Linked DNA regions of Homo sapiens: region 2 is linked to region 1. Evidence: read pairs that join two places in POLR2A ChIA-PET (ENCODE). Cell type or tissue: MCF 10A. All regions are shown on one strand. Region 1 overlaps NR3C1 (nuclear receptor subfamily 3 group C member 1). Region 2 overlaps LOC105378208 (a long non-coding RNA gene).

Evidence for each region. Peaks named below come from ENCODE experiments on the same cell type or tissue, not always from the same donor. Only the 100,000 strongest peaks of a DNase experiment are listed, where the experiment ranks them.
Region 2: POLR2A ChIA-PET joins it to region 1 with 8 read pairs; 1 of 35 experiments calls an interaction of 5 or more read pairs at or near these places.

What each region holds. Positions count from the first base shown.
Region 1 is chr5:143,354,036-143,359,035 of GRCh38, forward strand. The region is part of intron 2 of NR3C1 (nuclear receptor subfamily 3 group C member 1); the gene reads right to left. Among named protein-coding and RNA genes, the nearest start is that of NR3C1, 47 kb to the right of the region's middle. RefSeq lists an enhancer at 63-142. In MCF 10A, no CTCF peak of the experiment used is centred here; a DNase peak (open chromatin) is centred at 1,896.
Region 2 is chr5:143,552,115-143,557,114 of GRCh38, forward strand. The region is part of intron 4 of LOC105378208 (a long non-coding RNA gene); the gene reads left to right. Among named protein-coding and RNA genes, the nearest start is that of MIR5197, 130 kb to the right of the region's middle. In MCF 10A, no CTCF peak of the experiment used is centred here; DNase peaks (open chromatin) are centred at 2,267 and 3,257.

The DNA.
Region 1 (5,000 bases):
TACACTTTTATGTTACAGCGCTGGCTTCTTTCCCTAAACCTCATCAACCGACCTCTGCTAGCTTCCAATTTTTCTTCTGCAGCTTTCTCACCTCTCACAGCCTTCATAGAATTGAAGAGAGTTAAGCTTTGGCTTAAAGGAATGTTGTGAATGGTTTGATCTTCTGTCCAGACCACTAAAACTTTCTTCGTATCAGCAAGAAGGCTGTTTCACTTTCTGATCATTCACATGTTTGCTGGAGTAGCACTAGTTATTTCCTTCAAGAGCTTTTCCTTTGCATTCACAATTTAGCTGTTTAGTACAAGAGTCCTTGCTTTTGGCCTGTCTTGGCTTTTGATGTGCCTTCCTCACTAAGTTTAGCCACTTCTAGCTTTTTATTTAAAGTGAGAGACATGCAACTCTTTCACTTCAACACTTAGAGGCCACTGTAGGGTTATTAATTAGCTTAATTTTAATATTATTGTCTCTCAGGGATTTGAGAGTCCCAGGAAGAGGGAGACAGACAGGGAATGGCCAGTTGGAAGAGCAGTCAGATCATGCGCAATATTTATCAATTAAGTACGGTGCCTTATACAGGTGAGGTTTATGGTGCCTGAAAACAATTAAAATAGTAACATCAGGCTGGCACGGTAATCCCAGCACTTTGGGAGGCCAAGGTGAGCGGATCACCTGAGGTCAGGAGTTCGAGACCAGCCTGGCCAACATGGGGAATCCCCATCTCTACTAAAAATACAAAAATTAGCCAGGCGTGGTGGCACACGCCTGTAGGCCCGGCTACTGGGGAGGCTGAGGCAGGAGGATTGCTTGAACCTGGGAGGCAGAGGTTGCTGTGAGCCAAGATTGAACCACTGCACTCCAGCCTGGGTGACAGAGCAAAAGTCCGTCTCAAAAAAAAAAAAAAAAAGAAAAAATCAAAGATCACTGATCACTGGTCGTAACAGATACAAAAATGATGAAAAAGTTTGATATATTGAGAGAATTACCAAAATGTGACACAGAGACACAAAATGAGCACAAGCTGTTGGAAAAATGGCACTGACAGACTCGCTTAATATAGGGTTGCCACAAACCTTCAATTTGTAAGTGAAACAAAACAAAATAAACACGCAATATTTGGGAAGTACAATAAAACAAGGTATGCTTATATCTAAATATGACAGAATACCCCTATAATGGCCACAGCTATTATGTTATCAATTGTTCTTAGAAGCAATACCAGAAACATTTGGAGGGCTTTACTAAAATTCAGATACCCAACCCCAAAATTCTAATTTAGGAAATCTGGTATACAGCCTTGGAATTTGCCAGGTGATTCTTACTTGATACTTAGCCACTTGGGCTGAGGTGGGAGGACAGTCTGAGCCCAGGAGTTCAAGAATACAGTGAGCTAGGATCATGCCACTGTGCTCCAGCCTGGGTGACAGAGCAAGACCCTGTCTTTAAAAAATAATAAATAAATAAATAAATACATCTAATGGGGGAAAAACTCCAAAACTCTTGGTTTCTAAATATCATATAACATTTTCCCCCCAAATAGTGATGGTCAGTAAATTAAATACATTGAAAGTAGGGCAGAGAAACTCCCAAATGTGATCCTAAATAAATCAACATAAGGAGCAAGCCAATTTGAGAAATTCCGTTTAACTATAAAACCACCCTTTAAAAACTTCTCATTATCATGTTAAAGGTATTCAGATTCAATGAAACAGTACTAATAACTTCCAGGCCATTCCTAAAAGATCTTATAAGCCCTAAAAGACCTTATGAAATACTTAATAATTAGTACAGTTGTGCCTTTAATGTTTAAAAGAGGCAGAGACAAACAAGTTAAAAGGCATTTTCCTAACCCTGACTGTGAGTCACAAGCTTGATGCTGCCTGAAGCCAACTGGCATGGTGCCCATTTACAGTAAGTTGTTTACTCCCTGTCTACCAATCACACCACAGAGAAGGAATGCCTAGAGACATAGAGTGTCTTTTCAAGATAGATCAACAGAGAAAGAGGAATTTATAAGTTTATTAAATTGTTACAGATACTGTTTTTAATATTGCTCCAAAATATTCCAATCCACTTTCCATAATCTCAGCATTTTTAAACCAAATAACTAGCCCTCAATAGACAAACTTACAGTAATAGTTTATCAGTGGAATGGGTAGTATCCTCTCATCAGTTTAAATATCTTTTAAATAAAATTTTTAAAGGACACAATATCGATCTTAAAATGGATTTGAACTTAAGCCAATTAGACTGAAGTTGATTTAAATTGTTTTAAATAACCAATTTTTAGCATAAAGACTGAGAGCTTAATATTAATATTAATATTAAGAAATGGAGCATCCAGAGAAATAGAAAATAGAAAAAATGAACCCTGATTATCAAGAGAAAAATGGGTGGGAAGTATCTGTCTAGTATATCAACAATTTCACTTAATTCCCAAGCCCAAATAGCAGAGCAAATCACTCCAGTAACAATATTTAATACTTTCTTTGGACCCTCAGAGCTAGTCTGGACTGTCCCTTTCCTCCACTGCCCTGTTTTTAGTACATTATGCCCAATAATTTTGGAGTTTTGGTTCCTGCAATCTTTTGATCCTATAGTGATATTTCTGCTGCTGCTTCTTTTACTTTTCTGTTTCTCACAATTTGTATTTCTCAAAAAAAAAAACACACGCAAATGTTGTCACATTATTAAATTACTAAATTATCCTATACTTCTTTATAAACATATACTTTTTGCTGAAAAAGCTCAGTGCTAATGATCATCAGATGTACGTTACTTTTCCTTTTAAGAGCCCAAATGAGAAAGAATATACACACAGAATACTAGGATTAGTTTACAGGTCAGAGTACACACGTTATTTCTAAGATCTTACTAGGTGCAAGATTTAAGTTAGACTTCAGTCAATAGGTAAATAAATAAAATCAAATTCTATCTTTGTCCCAATAGTTAGTACCTGGAAAGGTGCTGGATTCATGACCTTGGAAATTGTATAGTTTATAAACAGAATTTCGAAATAATGCTGAGGCAGCAGTGGTACTTCCTCACCTCTTCAGTGCTTGTATTTTAAATCCAAAGGGCTAAAAAAGCATCAACTGTAAATAGGTTGAAAGTTACATATTTATAACGTATTGCTAGTGTATTTGCCACAGGAAAGCAAGTTTGTCAACATGGTAAATAGCTTGAAAAAAGATTATGCACAAAGAAAATTCAAATTTAGATTGATACTTTAATAATTACAGGGAAAGTTACATTTTTTAGATAAATTTCTAGCTTCCACTTTCTCTTTAAATTTTAACCAATGGGAAAAAGAAGAACAAAAAACACCACTTTGTCAATTTAACAAAACTATATATGGTATACAAAATTGAGCATAGCAACATGAGAAAGCTGAAATTGGAGAAAATCAAAAAATACACGTTTTACCTAATAAGTGAAAAATAATTCTACAAACATTTAAAAAGAATTCTGTAATCCTCAGTGTGCAGCTGCATTGGCAAAAGGCAATTTAAACCCACCTCATGAACTACAAACAGGGGAATGCCATGCTCCCTTTCTCTTGCTCTCCTTCAGTTTCCACACTTAAAAAATTTCCTAGAGCCACGTAGATTCCTAGATTCCACACTCACTTTTTCTTTTTATGTTGTGCAAGGTAGTATCTCCAAAATAGAATTTCTAACACTCAATAAAAAAGAAAATTCTGTGCAAACATTTTAGTTGTCTTCACTGAAAAATACATATCTTCATAACTGCATTGTAATTTGTCTATTTTAAGGTGGTATAGTTACTAGAAGTTCATAGGCCATTCCGAAAGTCTCCCTTCATCTTCTCTTATTACTCCTCACCTTCTCTTATATATTTTAGACTTCCAGAACTAAAACTAGTTCTTTTGGTTAATAACTAACGTAAAACCCTGAGATAACAAAAAAACGTAAGCACTTGAGTGAACGAATAAATACTAAATACTTGATCAAGCCAAACGATAGTTCTTTCATCTGAAAACAGAAAAGTTAAGATGCCTTGATCGTTAAGTTATTGTGTACTACTGAATAGGAAGTTTATGTTCTGTAAAGCGGGTAAGGATTTGGGTAGATTTCTCTTCCCATCCTCTCTTGCCAGCAGCACTTCCCGTTCACCACCCCAATAAATTAAACATTTACTATATACAGAACTCCCCACCTAAGATGTTTTTTCTTAATCATTCAGTGAGACCCATGTTAGCTCAGCAGTGGACATAAGAGGACATGAGAAAGGAAGAAAGGCTCTGGGACAACTTCTACATTAAAAGCAAGTTTTCCACAGGAGTAACGTATTTAATTCTGAAGAGGGATAGCCTTATAATGTTCATTTTGATCATGAATCATGAATATGATAGCATCCTTTGAACACTTTTGCCATTATAACCATCTAATATCTGGTACCATTAAATATTTGTGGAGAGAATTATATTGTGTAAATATTAGCAAAGAATTCCAAACATAAGAGCCTCCTCTTTGCCTTTAGTTTTAATCAGTCTTAATCCATTCTTGCTAAAACAAGAGTTTCCAAACCCTTAGCAAAATATTTTCTTTTAAAAAATTAAATCTTGGCCGGGCGCGGTGGCTCACGCCTGTAATCCCAGCACTTTGGGAGGCTGAGGCAGGCGGATCACCTGAGGTCAGGAGTTCGAGACCAGCCTGACCAACATGGAGAAACCCCGTCTCTACTAAAATTCAAAATTAGCCGGGCATGGTGGCACATGCCTGTAATCCCAGCTACTTGGGAGGCTGAGCCAGGAGAATCACTTAAACCCGGGAGGCAGAGGTTGTGGTGAGCCGAGATCACACCATTGCACTCCAGCCCCGTGAACAAGAGCAAAACTCCATTTCAAAAAAAAAAAAAATTAAATCTTATGCAGAACCTCCAATACGTAAGACAGATAAAAGTTGCTATTTTACTGCTAAAGCTTCCTTTGTACATTCAAATTTATAATATTAATCTGCATAGGAAGCAATCAGTAAGAT
Region 2 (5,000 bases), 200 kb after region 1:
ACGAGACAATTCATTTCCAAGATGTTTCCTGCAAGTACCGTTGATGGTGCTAAATATTTATTAAGTGCCAGTGTGCTAAATTAGGTGCTGGTGGACAGTGACCACATTTTAGTCCAGCCCAGTGGGTCCAGAGAACACAAGGAGGGAAGATGTGGAGTTGGCCTGGTCCCCTTCCTCAGAGCCCTCAGGATTCACTTCCCAGATGAGGGGAGGTGATTTTAGAGAAGGTGTAATTATTATGTGTTAAGTGTTACAATGGCCCCAAGTGTTCAGGTAATTTAGATAAGAAAGTAGAAGGGGACCTTCTCCTGGGTGACTTGGTTGTTCCTGAAATGATTAGGTGCTCCTAAGTTTTAACTGAACTGGCTCAATAAAGAGTTGTTCAAATACGTTTTTGGGTCTGTGCTTTAACAATTGCTCTCTCACTTCCTTTAATTCCTCTGATTCCTGATTTAGCTTGAGCCATAGTTGCCTGTTCATGGCCAACTGTAGGTCATCCTCCTAGGTTCTAGTGATGTTTTCTATCGTCTTGATATTACTGCATAAATTTCCTAAATCCCCAATTACCTGCTGACCTTAGTCCTCAATTTCTCAACCATTTCCTTGAAAACACACTGAGCCTTCATAAATATGGTATTTTAGCATTGTGTTTTAACTAAAACTGGTATGTTAGTATCATCCTGTTGCTTCTTTGTGGTAAGTCCAGCTCTACCATCTGCCGTCTTTGTCAGCCATTGTGGGTCAGAATTGTCCACAGAGGCTTAAATGAGTGGCAGGAGGAAGCCATTCATGTGAGGTAACAACCCACAATGTAGAAGCACATGCAGCTCAGTGGGACTCAGTGGGGCACTTCTTGGCTGAGAAGGCTGTGTGGTATAGAGAACTTACTGGCTGAGGCTGGGCATGCTGTTTCTAGTACTGGTTTGAGGTTAAAAGTATATATAAGCTATATACAGCAGTGGACTGTGTTATCTATTTATTTAGGAACTGTTTGAGACAGTATTATACAAAATTCGTACTATACGGGGAGACTTTAATCACAATAGGCACTTACTAGATGGAATTCTGTAACACAACTGACTCTAGCTGTGGTCATGCACAAATGAGCATGATGGGCTTTTAACATTTGGTGTATTGTAAGACTATGGGCACAGCTTGTCCTTTAAAGATGTCTGCCTACAAAGGATATTTATATACTATGTATACACGTATAAACATATGTTACAGATATGTGTAAATTTTGTAAAAATCCAATTTAATTTAATAACAATTTACTGAGCACCCACTATGTCCAGACACTTTTCTTAAATACAAAGGTCGATCAGAAATAGATCCTGCCCTCAAGGAGTTTAGTGCCATCAAATGAAATACAGACTTATTCCCTCACTCCTTCCTGGCAAGGGTGGGTACAGTTTCCAAGACCCAAGAGGCGTTAAACCATTCATTTATTGCTTTAGCAATCACATTACTTTCTAAAGTTGTCATTTGGCTTGGGTTGGGTGGTAAGATACAGTTTGTTTTTTTCTCCTACTTTTTTTTTCAATAAGCTTTCAACTAAACCAAAAAACCCAAAAAACCCTAAACGTTGCAACTAATTTCAATAAATTATCGTTTAAGGTTTCTTCTATTTTGGCATATAACGTGGAAACTATTTTTATTATGTGAAGAGAACGACAGCTTAGTATTAAGTGTTTAAACTAGACTCAACCCAGGTTGGTTTTATTCATGAAATATTACAAATAGTTAATAAAAGCCGGGGAGAGGGAGAACAAAAAATGCAGTTGAAACAATGAGTAATATGTCAATGAACTGATGACACTTCTCATGTCCTAAAGATAGTTTTCGAAGGTGGAATATGAACTGAGAAACACATTTAGCATAAACGAATCTCTCTAATCTCTTCCTTTGTATAATGACCTTTCATTCACTCAATAAACAATGAGGACTGACTATGTGCCAGGCATTTTGCTAGGCACAGAGGAAATGGGAATAAACTAGCTATAGTCCCTGTCTTCAAGGAACACATAATTTAACTGGGGGAGCTAAGTGTGTAAACACATATGTATGGGAGGTGAGGGACTTCTAAAACTTAAATATGCCCATATGCAAAGCTATGACTGGTCAGAATTTTTATCTCCGTATCATGGACACTAAGATTTTTTTTAATCTTGTTCATGGCATTTCATATTAGTCACCTACTCCATTTGGCAAAGCAGAGTACATGTCATAGACTTGAATTCTGGTCAGAGTCCTGCCAACTTCTAGCTGAGTGGCCTTTGGCTAGTCATACCATCTCTCTGAGAATATTGCCTCATCTGACAAAAATGGAGTAGGTTTACCGCAGGAGGATGTTGATATGAGAAAGTACTTTACAAAATGAGAAGTGCTGTAGGGTATGGCTGCATTCTTACAGCTGATGTTTCATCTGGATGATCTCTAAATTTTCCAGTTTCCCATCTTGCACTTCCAATAGACCAAGGAGTCCATGGATTAATAGTTGGCTTCCAAGGTTAGGATTCTAGCTGAGATCATTTGTAAAGTTTTGGGTATATATGCAGATGCATATTTTTCTAGTTCCTCAGGTTTCATCAGATTCTTAAAGGGGTCCATGGCTGTAAAAGAACCCAAGACTACTAATCTAGACAGTCTCGGAGTTTTTTGTGGGGTGCAGAGAGTGCCTTGTTTATCTTTATATCCCAATACTTATATCATAATGCCCTGTGCAAAGTAAGGGCTCCTAAATTTGTTACATTAATAAATATCAAAATGGATAAGTGCTATGATGACAAATATTAACATTCAAAACAAGTCTGGCCTCATCCCAGGGATGAAACATTGAATTCTGATGAAGCCTGTCATTGGTTGTCACACAGGGAGAGGTGCCAAATTCAGACTTCTTTCCTTATGTTTTCAACCAACTTGGGGAAGCTCCTTCTCTGCTCTTTCTTGAATTTGCGGATGGTTTTGTTCGTTTGACTGTGTCAAGGCTGAAGGTCACTCAGTCATACAGGCCTCCTACAGACTCTTTTCTGAGCACATGGGAAGGATCTGGTGAACACACGCATCCCGCTGGAGAGGGCTTGTTTGAAAAGCTGAGCAACTTTGGAGGAGTAGACACAAACCTTTCAGGCATTTGCTTATGTCTACTCTGACTAAATGTTTCTTACACAAATGCAAATATTCTAGTACTAAGACTTTCTTGCACAACTACTTGAGATTGTAAAGTCTATATATGTGCCTCAAACATAAACATTATTGCAACAGGTTAGGAGATTGGCCTGTCAAATTGCATCACAACTGGAGGCAAAGTGCAAGGTTGTCCATTGCATCATGATAGCAATATTGAAAAGCTGAAAAACAATCTAAGTGTCCATCAAAAGGAGGCTTGCTAAAATAATTATCATATAACTTAACAATGGAATGTCAGTAACCCATTCAACAGAGTGAAGTAGTGTAACGTTCAGTATTTCATTGTACAATAAACAATGATTTTTTTAAGTGAAAAGTTTATTGCTTTTAAAACACCTTTTATTTTAAAATATTTGTGTACTCACTAGATGTTAAAAAATAATACAATAATCCTACGTATCTTTTACCAAGCCTCCTTCTATGGTACATTTAAAATATATCTTAAAGAAAAATATAATAGGTTGCAGAATGGAAAATATGGTAGGATCCTATTTATGTAAAAATAAAAGTATGGCCGGGCGCGGTGGCTCACGCCTGTAATCCCAGCACTTTGGGAGGCCGAGGCGGGCGGATCACGAGGTCAGGAGATCGAGACCATCCCGGCTAAAACGGTGAAACCCCGTCTCTACTAAAAATACAAAAAATTAGCCGGGCGTAGTGGCGGGCGCCTGTAGTCCCAGCTACTCGGGAGGCTGAGGCAGGAGAATGGCGTGAACCCGGGAGGTGGAGCTTGCAGTGAGCGGAGATCCCGCCACTGCACTCCAGCCTGGGCGACAGAGCGAGACTCCGTCTCAAAAAAAAAAAAAAATAAAAAATAAAAGTATACCAAACTGTTGACACTGGATATCTCTGTGGAATGGAAAATAACATGCAGCAGGAAAAGGAGGAAAATGAGAGATTTTAATTTTTTTCAAGACTGAGTCTCTCTCTGTCACCCAGGCTGGAGTGCAGTTGCGCGATCTCAGCTCACTGTAACCTCCACCTCCCGGGTTCAAGTGGTTCTCCTGCTTCAGCCTCCTGAGTAGCTGGGACTACAGGCACACACCACCACACTTGGCTAATTTTTTGTATTTTTAGTGGAGACGGGGTGTCACCATGTTGGTCAGGCTGGTCTCGAACTCCTGACCTCGTGATCCGCCCCTCTTGGCCTCCCAAAGTGCTGGGACTACAGATGTGAGCCACCATGCCCAGCCTTAATTTTCTTAATTTATAAATATCTATACTATTTAATGTTGCTGTCATTATCTACATATTTATATAGATGCCTATATATCTATATGCAGATATAAATACATACTTCAAAAAGGAAGTATTACTTTTATTTAGAAAAATACCTCAAATAGCAAATTTAGGAGAATAATTTCTATGATGGCAAATCCAGGCTCTAAAAAATTAGTTATTCTCAGCTTGACAGATTTTTTTTTTTAAAAAGGAAGCTATGATGCAGGACTATATTATGAACATTTGATGCCTATTGTCCTAGAACTCAACACTGCAGTGCTTAGACAATATGTCCTGTAAGACGGTACTGTTTGTGAACTACAAGATATATTTTCCATGATTCCATGGATTGTTGGACCCTGTAGCCAAGACTAGAACACATACTTGGAATCCAAAGTATAAGGTAATTCTAAAAGGCCTTGGTTTCTGTATTATAAATATAACTGTACTAGCAGAATTATGTTTTGACCATTTCTCCCTAAGCCACCATTGAATGGGCAGGAACCACTGAGAGCTAGAACTCAAATCTGGCCTTGGTATGCAATCTTGACTATTTTAAGCTCTCTGATTCCCCATGTGCCTTTTATCAA